Linked DNA regions of Homo sapiens: all the other regions are linked to region 2. A link is an interaction called in ENCODE POLR2A ChIA-PET data of the cell type or tissue named here. Cell type or tissue: OCI-LY7. All regions are shown on one strand. Each heading gives the region's core, and the rest is flanking DNA. Links, peaks and the distances in the headings are about the cores only. Region 1 has its middle 66 kb from the start of SORL1. Region 2 has its middle 36 kb from the start of SC5D. Region 3 has its middle 73 kb from the start of SORL1.

Evidence for each region. Peaks named below come from ENCODE experiments on the same cell type or tissue, not always from the same donor. Only the 100,000 strongest peaks of a DNase experiment are listed, where the experiment ranks them.
Region 1: POLR2A ChIA-PET joins it to region 2 with 5 read pairs; 4 of 35 experiments call an interaction of 5 or more read pairs at or near these places.
Region 3: POLR2A ChIA-PET joins it to region 2 with 6 read pairs; 6 of 35 experiments call an interaction of 5 or more read pairs at or near these places.

What each region holds. Positions count from the first base shown.
Region 1 is chr11:121,383,859-121,387,992 of GRCh38, forward strand. No RefSeq gene overlaps it. Among named protein-coding and RNA genes, the nearest start is that of SORL1, 66 kb to the right of the region's middle. In OCI-LY7, for the core only: a CTCF peak has its summit at 2,002 (motif pointing right); a DNase peak (open chromatin) is centred at 2,013; H3K4me3 peaks cover 949 bases; H3K27ac peaks cover 2,212 bases.
Region 2 is chr11:121,326,871-121,331,004 of GRCh38, forward strand. No RefSeq gene overlaps it. Among named protein-coding and RNA genes, the nearest start is that of SC5D, 36 kb to the left of the region's middle. In OCI-LY7, for the core only: no CTCF peak of the experiment used is centred there; DNase peaks (open chromatin) are centred at 1,551, 2,211 and 2,567; H3K4me3 peaks cover 1,464 bases; H3K27ac peaks cover 2,325 bases.
Region 3 is chr11:121,377,101-121,381,234 of GRCh38, forward strand. No RefSeq gene overlaps it. Among named protein-coding and RNA genes, the nearest start is that of SORL1, 73 kb to the right of the region's middle. In OCI-LY7, for the core only: CTCF peaks have their summits at 2,279 (motif pointing left) and 2,482; DNase peaks (open chromatin) are centred at 2,221 and 2,562; H3K4me3 peaks cover 1,131 bases; H3K27ac peaks cover 2,500 bases.

The DNA.
Region 1 (4,134 bases), core at 787-3,286, 57 kb after region 2:
GAACATTTGGTGTCTTCCATATATAGAGCCTGTAAGGTCTGAGCTTCCTGGTTTCTAAATGCAGTCATGTTTATCTGCACTGTTGCCTTGGTAGAGTTCCCAGTCCTGACGATGCTTCCGAGTCACCTAGCGAGCTTATTTTAGATTCCAGAGAGGCTGATTCCATGAGTCTGATAAGTTGGGGCTCTACAAAAGATCTGGGGTGATTTTGAGGCAGCAGGTACACGAGCTAGCATTTGGAAACAATTGGTGTACACTGTGGTGCTGGATAAATGAAGATACCAGTGGCCTCCTAGCATCTTAGGTGGTGACTGTGTCATTTAGGCCAGCGTTCACCATTTTATTTTGGTACCAGGGACCCGGTTTTGCGGAAGACAATTTTTCCACGGATATGGGGTGGGGGAGGCGGGAGGGGATGATTTTGAGATTAAACCGTTCCGTCTTAGATCAGCAGGCATTAGAATCTCATAAGGAGTGCACAAGATCCCGCATGCTCAGTTCACAATAGGGTTTGCACTCCTATGAGAATCTGACAGGAGGCGGAGCTCGGGCTGTAATGCTTGCTGGCCCACAGCGCAACTCCTGCTGTGTGGCCCGGTTCCCAACAGGCCACGGATGGGTACTGGTCAGTGGCCGGGGGTTGAGGACCCCTGATTTAGGCTATTCTGAGTTTTTCTAGGATCCCTAAGAATCCAGTTATCATGGCCGCATCACAGTTTTTTCAGGATGCCCGTTCTGCACAGCTCCATTTCACTCCCTGGAACAGAAAGCACCACAGCAGCAACGCACAGCTGGCTGACATGGCAGAGCCCTAAGTGTGAAGAGACACCTGACAAACTGCATTTCCCCTGAACAGTTCTCAACAGCCCTTTGAAAATGCAACATAGCTTATTTTATATAATATAAAATCAGCCTCTAAATCATGGGCTCAAGCGATCCTTCAGCTTCAGCCTCCTGAATAGCTAGGACTACAGGTGCACACCACCATGCCCAGCTAACTCAAAAAAAAGTTGTGGAGATGAGATCTCGCTGTGTTGCTGGTTTTGAACTCCTGGCCTCAAGCAATCCTCCCGCCTTGGCCTCCCAATGTACTGGGATTACAGGCATGAGCCACTGCACCTGGCCAGCTGATTATATTTTTAATCATATCATTCTGCTTCCTTCCCATCTCTCCACTATCCCATATGGCTTCCTCTAGAAGTCTTTTAGAACATAAAGTTCCAAAAATGCAGGGCACATGCCAAAACCAAGGTCTTCATGGAATTTTCTGTTTGTTTTTCATATCACAAGATGACAAACTAAGACAAAGACTCCAATCAGGAGACAATAGAGCAGTCATTGTCATCAATCCACTTATAAGGCCAAATTTTGGAATTCATCACTGTGTTACAAGCCCTCTCCTCTCTAGATTTAATTATACTATAGCAAAAGAATGGAAACAAATTAAATAGCTATCAATAGGGTACTGATGAAATGAGTTATGATACATCTATACAATGGAAAAGTATGCAGACCTACAAAAGAATGAGAAAGTATTTATGCCTTGATTTGGAAAGATCTTTATGGATAAGATGTTAATTGAAAAAATAAAAGCAAAACAGAATCAAAGAGAGAACATATGTATGTATTTGTTTATATCTAATTATATGTGCATTTCTGAAATACCCATAAAAATAACATTATTTGCCTCTGAGGAGAACTAAGTGACTAGGGCAGAGGATATGAAGGAAGATTCACATGCAATCATTTAAACTTTAGTTAATGTATTACGTATTCAAAATATTAAATTAAAAATACACGTACACATGAACAACTCAAGTGTCTACATTGATTTTGGGAACAGAGGTAATATGAATGGAGCTAACTTAAAAGTATTTAAATTTAGTTTTAGTTTGGTTTTACTTTTTTTTCCAACAGATTTGCCTCTCTAATCATGTTTTGCTCACCCTAATTTTAGACCAAGTCTGAATTAAATGAACACACACCAGCTGGACAGTAGGAGGAAGCAGCTAAGAAGACAGTCTAGAAAAGAACATTTGCTTTGGGTGACTGATGTGCAAATAATGAACAGTGGCCCGGGTTTGCAGCCCAGCAGCCTCCTGAAGTTGACAGCATTAAAGTTAAGACCCATTGCAACAGTGCCCTGGCATTTGCACAGAGTCTAAATCAATGTAAAACTATGGCAGTTGATTGCAAAAATGGCCCTGATTATTCCCATCCTTGTAACCTTGTTGTTACAATTCAGCTCGTAGCTCTTCTTATCAGGAGGTAGAGTCTACTTCGCTGCCTCTTGACTTGGGCTGGCCTTTTGGATTGCTGGGCCAATGCAATGAAGCAAAAGTAATGGTGTAAGATGTGCCTGTCCAAGCCTAGGCATTAAAGGGTCATGGAAACTTTACTCCCTTTCTTGAAATCTGCCTTGGCCATGAGTCAAAACCTGGACTAGTCTGTTGGGATGAGAGACTACATGGACCCAGGCTGGGGTCCTGGACATGTGAGAGAGCCCAGCTAAGATTTGCAAAGCTACCCTGAAGCTGACCTGCAAACTGAGCACAAAGACACAAGGGAGTCTATCTGGGATCAGAACTGCCCAGCTGACCTATACATTCATGAGTTAAATAAAAGCTTATTGTTTGAAGCCACTGGATTTCATGACCATTTTTTATGTAGCATTACTGTGGCAGTAGATGACAGGTACGGAACTCTATGGCTGTCTTAGCTTCTTTCCTTCCCACCTCTAGTACTATACTGTTGCCTTCTCACTGTCTGTAATATGTTTCTCTGACATACTGACTATGTTGAATTAAAGGGACATTAAAAACAGCAGGTTCGGCTGGGCGCAGTGGCTCATGCCCGTAATCCCAGCACTTTGGGAGGCCGAGGCGGGTGATCATGAGGTTAAGAGATTGAGACCATCCTGGCCAACATGGTGAGACCCACGTCTCTACTAAAAATACAAAAATTAGGCGGGCATGGTGGCGTGTGCCTGTAGTCCTAGCTACTGGGGAGGCTGAGGCAGGAGAATCACTTCAACCCAGGAGGCGGAGGTTGCAGTGAGCTGAGATCGCGCCACTGCACTCCAGCCTGGCCACAGAGCGAGACTCCATCTTAAAAAACAAAACAAAAACAAAAACCAGCAGGTGCGAGAAGATCACTCTGACTTTGCTTCTGTTTCTTAAAAGAAGGAGAGGAAATTCCCATGTGAAAGATGTCCTCCCGATACCAGAAGGAAAGTATCATTCTCATCATCAAGGACAAAAAGTTGAGGTGGAAGGGAATCTATATAAACAAATCTTGTTAGACTAAACCTAGATGCCTAGCTACTTCTCCACCCAACAACTACTCTAGCCCAATCTCCTCTGCCTTGTCGCATTTTCATAATTTACTACTCTTTGTCCTGGTCAGCATGTAAATGTTCAACTCTGTGTCTTTGGCTCTTTGTTTCCTTATGAAGGCTCCTGTGCCATGGAAAACTTTATTAAATAAATTTGTTTGCTTTTCTCCTGTTGATGTGTCTTATGTCAATTTAATTCTTAGGCCCAGCTGAAAAACCCTAAGAGGGTAGAGGTAAATTGTTGCCTCCCCCATACAACTCCTCAGTCCCTGTTGTAAGCTCAGCTTGTTAAAGAACACCCATCATGTGTCTGATCATTCACCCATGGTCATACATGGCCCCTGACCACAAGGAATGGATAGTCATGTGGAGAGGCAGGTGGACACCTTACTACTGCAAGAATGGCCGTCATCAAAAAATCAAAAAATAATAGATGTTGGCGTGGATGTGGTTAAAAAGCTTACACTTCTACATTGCTGGTGGGAATGTAAACTAGTACAACCACTATGAAAAACAGTGTGGAAATTCCTTAAAGAGCTAAAAGTAGAACAACCATTTGATCCAGCAATCTCACTACTGAGTATCTACCCAGAGGAAAAGAAGTCATTGCGCAAGAGAGATACTTGCACATGCATGTTTATGGCAGCACAATTTGCAATTGCAAAAACGTGGAACCAACCCAAATGCCCATCAATCAACAAGTGGATAAAGAAACTGTGAGATATATATATATATATATATATATATATATATATATATATATATGGCATTCGCAGTGACCTGGATGACATTGGAGACTA
Region 2 (4,134 bases), core at 599-3,098:
CATTATCATCATCATTATCAGATATTAAGCACACACTAAGTCCCAGGCCACTATGCCAAATCCTCTCCATACATAATCTCACCGAATCATTGCAAGAACCCCACAGATAAGCAGATATCTTACAACCATTTTACAGATGAGGAAATGAAGATTTCATGAGCACAAGTGCCCACATTCACACAACTGATACATTTTGAAGCTGGGATTCAAATCCAACCTTCATAGCCTGTGGATCTAACCTCTAAGTTGACTGTATTTTTCTTCAAGTAGGAATGATTTAGAAATAGTCCTCGTAAAAGTCTGGGATATCATCAAGCTGAATGAATCTTTTAGACTTGAAAATTCTATAATAGACTTAGATAGCTTATTAAATATGAAATGCATGTCAGTGGGGTAGGGGGAGGAATAGAAGAAAGGAAGAAGAGAAGAGACATTTGTCGAGTATATATTTGTACGTCTGTATTTATTGAGTATATATTTATCATTTACATATATTATATATGTGTATATATGTGCATATAACATCTTCAGGACTGTCTTTTTTATTATTTCATTTTTTTAAGAGGTTAACTTGCACAAGGTCACCCAGTTAGTTGGTGTTCAATTCAGAATTCAAACCCAGGTTGTTCTGGTCTCAGAGTCCAGCCTCCTAACTCCATTTGTGCTCCAATTTCGTAACCCTACTGCACTGCAGGTGCTTTAGTAACAATTTCATGCTTTCTACTAAGATACTAAAATGGCTTATCAAAGAAGGTCAGGAAGGTAGCTTCCTTAGAGAATAGTGAGGGAAACCACTAGACAGCTGCATTTAGGGGATGGATTTTCAGTGCAGAGCTGCCCAGAGATGTGAAGATGGATGAGCTGACCTCTTAGGTCCTTCCCAGTACTCAGAGCTCCAGGATTTATTTGCCAATGAAAGTGTCAGGCTTTTTCTTCCATAAAATGATGTATGATGGTCTGAATACATTCTCCACTTCTACCACCACCTCCTTATATCTGATTAAAAAGCAAAGATTAAATCAGCAGAATAATTTCCACAGGAGTGATGGGGTTTCCCTGAGACGAGGTAACAGGGGGAGTTGAGGGCGTGAAAAGGGATACATGGTAGTCGGAACAGGATGAGGTGATCAGGTATAAAGTGGTGGATGGGACAAAGGACAGATGCAATTGAGTGATGAGGGCCATTATATTGTATTAATCAACAGGCATGACACGTAAACCAGGTCTCTACTTTTAAAAGCAATCTGCTCTAATTAAACAAAACTAATGCCTATGAAACAATTTGAGAACCATGCATTTTTAGCCAGGGTATAGGAGGTCAGCCTTGAATCAGAACTCGTCCAAGCAATATTCATTGAGCTCTTACTCAGTACCAGACACTGCTGTGGTACGGGGGATACAGAAATGAGCAGAACAGATTTAAATCGCTACTCTACTGGGGCAGGCGGAAAATATACAAGGTAAGTAAAACATGCAGTATTCAAGTCAGTATCAAGTGCTGGGTAGAAAACAAGGCAGAGAAATGCAGAGGAAATGTCAGGGGAGCGAGCAGGAAGTGGTAAGATTTGATAGGCGGTCAGGGATGCCTCATGGGGACGGAGACACCTGCGCAAAAGAGCTAAGGGTGGAAGAGAGTGAGGGATCTTGTCATCTGGTGGAGAAGAATTCCAGGCAAGGGAACACAGTGCAAGCTCCTGAGGTGGGCGTGAGCGCAGTACCCTAAGAAAGGGTGAGGACGCTGATATAGTTGAGTAGAGGATGGAGTCAGAGTTCACAGAGGCCAGATCACACAGAGAACTGACAGGATTTGAAAGGATTTTGGCTTTCACGTGGAATGAGATAGGAGCAGGCTACTGAGCAGAGGAGGGACGTGATGGACTTACACTGCAACAGCATTGCTCTGGTGCAGGCTCAGGGGATGCGGCATGGGAAAGAGGCTGGATACTGGGAAAGTGAAGGCAGGCAGACCATTGCCACTGTTAGGATTAGACAGAATACCAAGTTCCCTGCTCCCTCCATTTTCACCCAGCCTGCAGGATCCTCCCGTCTTTCCTCTCCCCTCTAACCAGGCCAACTCTAGAGTAGATCACCGTTTCCTTGGCTGGCGTCTCCTCTCCCATTCTGCCTGGTGCTCACACCAAGCCTTCACTCTTCTTCTTAAGTCACTCTGTCAGCACATGGCCTAGCCTATTTCATCATGAAAACCGAGGCCACCAGCATGAACTTCTTCTGCTTCCTCCCTCACCTCCTGCCTCCATAAGAAAAACAGCATCAACAACCAAGCAACCTCTATCACACCTGTAACCACCCTTCCCTCTTCTTCAGTCTCAGGGAAGAAGATACCACCTCCCACCAGCCCATTCTCTGTCACACACACACACACACCACACACACCACACACACACACACACACACACACACTCTTCTCCCCACCCTCATATCAGCTTTCATTCATTATCTCCCTTCCCCTTTGGGACCTTGCTCCATGCACAGTTTCCTTTCTTCTATAAATTAACTCTCTTGCCTTTCAGTAGCTCACTGCCCTCAGCCTATAAATACATCAAAACTCACCTATCGAGGAGCAAGGCTCTCTTGACCTCTCCTTTACTTCTCAGCCAAGCGTCTTGAAAATAACACCTATTTTGTAATGATAAATACTTGGAGTCTTTACTTCCTCACTTCTAAACTCACTGCTGCCTGGCTTCTGACCTTACCACTCAACTCAAACTGCTTTCAAAAGCATCACCTCCAAATTGTCAAAGACACTGGACACTCCCAGTGTTATTCTAACTGGGCTTTTCATTTGAGACTGTTTCTTATCCAGACCTTTCCAAATTCTCTGCTTCTTTGACATCTCTTATGATTCTCCTCCTATTTCTCTGATCATTGCTTTTTGTTCTGTTTTACAGGGACTTTCTCCTCTGCCAACTTTTAAATGTTTGCATTCCCCTAAGGGTTTTCTTCTGGTCTATTGATTTATTTTTTTGTTATCTCACACAGTCATTATTTTAATGCTCACCTCCCTATGCTGATGGCTCCCAAATGTAAATCTCCAAGACTGACATTGCTGCTGGACTTTAGACTCTTACCCAACTGTAGTCTGCTAGACATCTCCCTGGAGATCCACACATGGAAATCAACATGGCAAAACTAGATGGGTCATTGCCTCACATCTCCCTATTTGGATCCTTTTTGTTTGTTTGTTTTCTGTCTATGAAACTGGCATTTTAATCCACTTAATTACCAAAGTCAGAAAACCGAGGCTTATCCCAGATTAGTCTTCCTTATTCGCAACAGCACAACTGGTGGCTCGTTCATCTTCTCTATGTAGGATCCTAACCATATGCTTGATCAGCCCTCTTCTCTGTGTTTGTTCCCTGCCATGGCTCAGGCCTCAACCTCCCTGGTGCACATGATGCAGTCACTTCTAGATTGGTCTCCTTGCCTTTGGTCTTATTGCTACCCCACAGCCTACCCTCATGTCCAGTGTTGCCAAGGAAAGTAACCTAGAACACAATTCTGAGTGGGTTACCTGCCAGCTTAAAACCCAGTTCAGGGCTGGGTGCGGCGGCTCACGCCTGTAATCCCAGCATTTTGGGAGGCCGAGGCGGGCAGATCACGAGGTCAGGAAATCGAGAGCATCCTGGCTAACACTGTGAAACCCCGTCTCTACTAAAAATACAAAAAATTATCCAGGCGTGGTGGTGGGTGCCTCTAGTCCCAGCTACTTGGGAGGCTGAGGCAGGAGATTCGCTTGAACCCAGGAGGCAGAGGTTGCAGTGAGTCGAGATCGTGCCACTGCACTCCAGCCTGGGTGACAGAGCGACACTCCGTCTCAAAAAAAATAAAAATAAATAAAACCCAGTTCAGAGCGATCCCATACATGGCCTTCAAGATAAAGGCCTCCTTTGAGCAGCCTCTTCCAGACCTGGCAAGCCACATCGCTTGCCCTCCCCACTCCACACCTTCTGTTGTCATTGTGTTGGGGTTCTAGGAGGTTCATGACATCGCACTTCTCTTCCCTGCTGGAGATCTGAATCAATTAAGTAACATGACAAGGCGACCTCACATGAAAGATCAACATACCCACTTTATTACTGATGAAGTCAATACTGCAGAAAACATCTTTCTGCA
Region 3 (4,134 bases), core at 1,098-3,597, 51 kb after region 2:
CATTGAAGAAGCTATTATAAAAATCCTCCAAGATGTAAGGTTGAACAATTTTGAACCAAATAGGAAAATATTAAGCCTTAGCAAAGAAATAGGATATATTTTAAAAAATAACCAGATGCAAATTTTACAACTAAATAATATAATAGTTTAAAACTTTGTAAAAACATTTTAGTTGGGCTTAATAACAGAATGGAGATGACAAAGGAAAGAATTAATAAACTTGAAAATAGATCAATAGAGGCCAGGCGTGGTGGCTCACGCCTGTAATCCTAGCACTTTGGGAGGCTGAGGCAGGTGGATTGCCTGAGCTCAGGATTTCAAGGCCAGCCTGGGCAACATGGTGAAATCCCATCTCTACTAAAATGCAAAAAATTTGCCAGGCGTGGCAGCGTGTGCCTGTAGTCCCAGTTACTCAGGAGGCTGAGGCAGGAGAATCGCTTGAGCCCAGGAGGCAGAGGTTGCAGTGAGCCAAGGTTGCACCACTGCACTCTAGCCTGGGCAACAGAGCAAGACTCTGTCTTAAAAAAAAAAAAAAAAGAAAGAAAATAGATAAATAGAAATTATTCAATTATTCAATCTGAAGAACAAAGAGGGGAAAGATGAGGAAAAAAATTAACAGAGCCGCAGGAACATATGAGGCAATACCAAAAGTCTAAAATTTATGTCATTGGAATCCTGGAAAAGAGTAGAAAGAATGATGTATAGGAAAAAAAGTTTGAAAAAATAATAGCAGAAATGTCCCAAATTTGGTAAAAGACATGAATGTGTAGATTCAAGAAGTTCAGCAAATCCCAGAGAGCATAAATTCAAAGAAATCCGTACCAAGACATATTAAAATCAAATTGCTGAAAACTAAAAAATAAAAACATCTTGGAAGGAGAGAGAGAGAGACAGAGAGAGAGCATCAGGAAATCAGGAAATAACACAGCTAAGACAAAAAACCAACAAAATTGAAAACAGGAAATAGAGAAAATAAAAGCTATTTATTTTAAAAGAGCAATAACATTGATAAACATCTAACAAGACTGATAAAGAAAAAACAAGGAAGTCTGAGGTTATTCATATCAGGGATTGAAGAGGAGATATCAGTACAGACCCAAACAGACATTAAACAGACAATCAGTAAGGGAAGACTATAAACAACACTATGCACATACATCTAACAAACTGCCAAAGCTTACCCAAAATACAAAGACCAATCCAGGACAGCTGGTATAGTTTAGTTTCTTTAACACAGCAAGGTCATGACAAAAAGGCAGGGAGAAGAGACCATTCTATATTTGAAGATACTTAAAAAGAATAATTGCCAATACAATGATTGAAACTTGATTGGATGCTGATTTAGGGGAAGAAAATCTGTCGTAAAATATTTTGAGGAAAATTTGGGGAGAAACTTTGATCATGGACTAGATAGTATATGATATTAAAGAATTATTGGTGCTGGGTATGGTGGCTCACACATGTAATCCCAACACTTTAGGAGGCCAAGGTGGGAGGATTGTTTGAGGCCATGAATTTGAGGCCAGCCTGAGCAACATCTCTACAAAAAATTTAAAAATTAGCCAGGCATGGATTAAGACGGAGGACAGGAGGCAGGACTAGCTTGCAGCTCCTACTCAGACAGACAGAGCAGTGTGTGGAGACTCACATCGTGAACTTCTGCTCCAAGAACTACCACAAAAACATACCAGGAAAGCCAAGAGAATCCACAGACCCTTTAAAGAAACCGGATCACCCCTGCAGGCTCCCTAAAACACTGAAAAACTGTGAGTCTGCTTGCTTTCTCAATGGGGAGGCTCGTGGTCTGGGGCAAGTTCTCAGCCCTGGCTGAGAAATAGACACTGGCTGCCTGGAAATAGACTCGGTGCTGTTGGAGGAGCATGGTGGAAGTCAGACTGGCTTTTAGGACTGTGGACTGCATGGGAGTGGGGTGAGGCCTGTGACTGCCAGCTTTCCCCTACTTCCTTGGTGACCTGTATGATTCAGCAGAGGCAGCCATAATCCCCCTGAGAATATAACCCCACTAAACTGGGAATCACATGCCCATCCCCCACAGCAGCCACAGCAAGCCCTGCCCAAGGAGAGGCTGAGCTCATATAGGCCTATTCCTGCCCCCACCTGGTGGTCTTTTTCTATCCACCCTGGTAGCCAAAGACAAAGGTGATAACCCCTTGGGAGCTCTATGACCCTGCCCACTGCCTGAGAGACCTGAATGCTTAACCAGGTGTACCTAGGGCAAGTCTGCATTCTCCCTATAGGACTGCAGCTGATGCACTCTTGAAAGCGCCACCTCCTGGTTGGAGGCCCACCAACACAAAACCAGCGCACTAAACAAAAACACAACCAAGGACCCTCACAGAGTCCACTTCACTCCCTTGCTACCTCTACCAGAGCAGGTGCTGGTATCCATGGCTGCAAGACCTGAAGACAGATCACATCACAGGACTCTTTGCAGACACTCCCCAGTACCAGCCCAGAGCCCAGTAGCTAGCTCTGCTGGGTGGCTAGACCCAGAACAACAAAAACAATCACTACAGTTCAGCTCTCAGGAAGCCTTGTTCATAGGGGAAGGGAGAGAACACCACATCAAGGGAGCACCCTGTGAGACACAAAAATCTGAACAGCAGCCTTTGAATCCCAGATTTTCCCCCTGACACAGTCTACCCAAATGAGAAGGAACCAGAGAAACAATTCTGGTAATATGACAAAACAAGGTTCTTTAACACCCCCAGAAGATCACACCAACTCACCAGCAATGGATCTAAGACAAAATCTCTGAATTGCCGGAAAAAGAATTCAGAAGGTCAATTATGAAGCTAATCAAGGAGGCACCAGAGAAAGGTGAAGTCCAACTTAAATAAATCGAAAACATGATACAGGCTATGAAAGGAAAAGTCTTCAGTGAAATAGACAGCATAAATAAAAAATAATCCCAACTTCCGGAAATCCAGGACACACTTAGAGAAATGCAAAATGCACTGCAAAGTCTCAGCAATAGAATCAAACAAGCAGAAGAAAGAACTTCAGAGTTCAAAGACAAAGCTTTCAAGTTAACCCAATCCATCAAAGACAAAGAAGAAAATTTTTAAAAAATGAACAAAGCCTCCAAGAAGTTTGGGACTATGTTAAATGTACAAACCTAAGAATGATTGGTGTTACAGAGGAAGAACAGAAATCTAAAAGTTTGGAAAACATATTTGAGGGAATAATTTAGGAAAACTTCTCTGCCCTTGCTAAAGATCTAGACATCCAAATAAAAGAAGCTCAAAGAGCACCTGGGAAACTCGTTGCAAAAAGATTATTGTCTAGGCACATAGTCAGCAGGTTATCTAAAGTCAAGACAAAGAAAAGAATCTTAAGAGCTGTGAGGCAAAGGCATCAGGTAACCTATAAAGGAAAACCCATCAGATTAACAGCAGATTTCTTAGCAGAAATCCTACAAGCTAGAAGGGATTTGGGTCCTATTTTTAGCCTCCTTAAACAGAACAATTATCAGCCAAGAATTTTGTATCCAGTGAAACTAAGCTTCATAAATGAAGGAAAGATAAAGTATTTTCCAGATAAACAAATGCTGAGAGAATTTGCCACTACCAAGCCAGCATTACAAGAACTGCTAAACGGAGCACTTAATCTGGAAACAAATCCTTGGAACATACCAAAATAGAACCTAATTAATGCATAAATCTCACAGGACCTATATAACAATAACATAATTTTTAAAAATCCAAGGTATTCAGGCAACAAATAGCACAATGAATAGTATTACATCTCAATACTAACATTGAATGTAAACGGCCTAAATGCTCCCTTAAAAGATACAAAATGACAGAATGGATAAGAATTCACCAACCAAGTTTCTGCTGTCTTCAGGAGACTGACCTAACATGTAAGGACTCACATAAATTTAGGGTAAAGAGGTGGAAAAAGATATTCCATGCAAATGGACACCAAAAGTGAGCAGGAGTAGCCATTCTTATATCAGACAAAACAAACTTGAAAGCAATAGCAGTTAAAAAAGACAAAGAGGGACATTATATAATGATAAAAGGACTAGTCCAACAGGAAAATATCACAATTCTAAATATATGTGCATCTAACACTGGAACTCCCAAATGTATAAGATAATTATTGCTA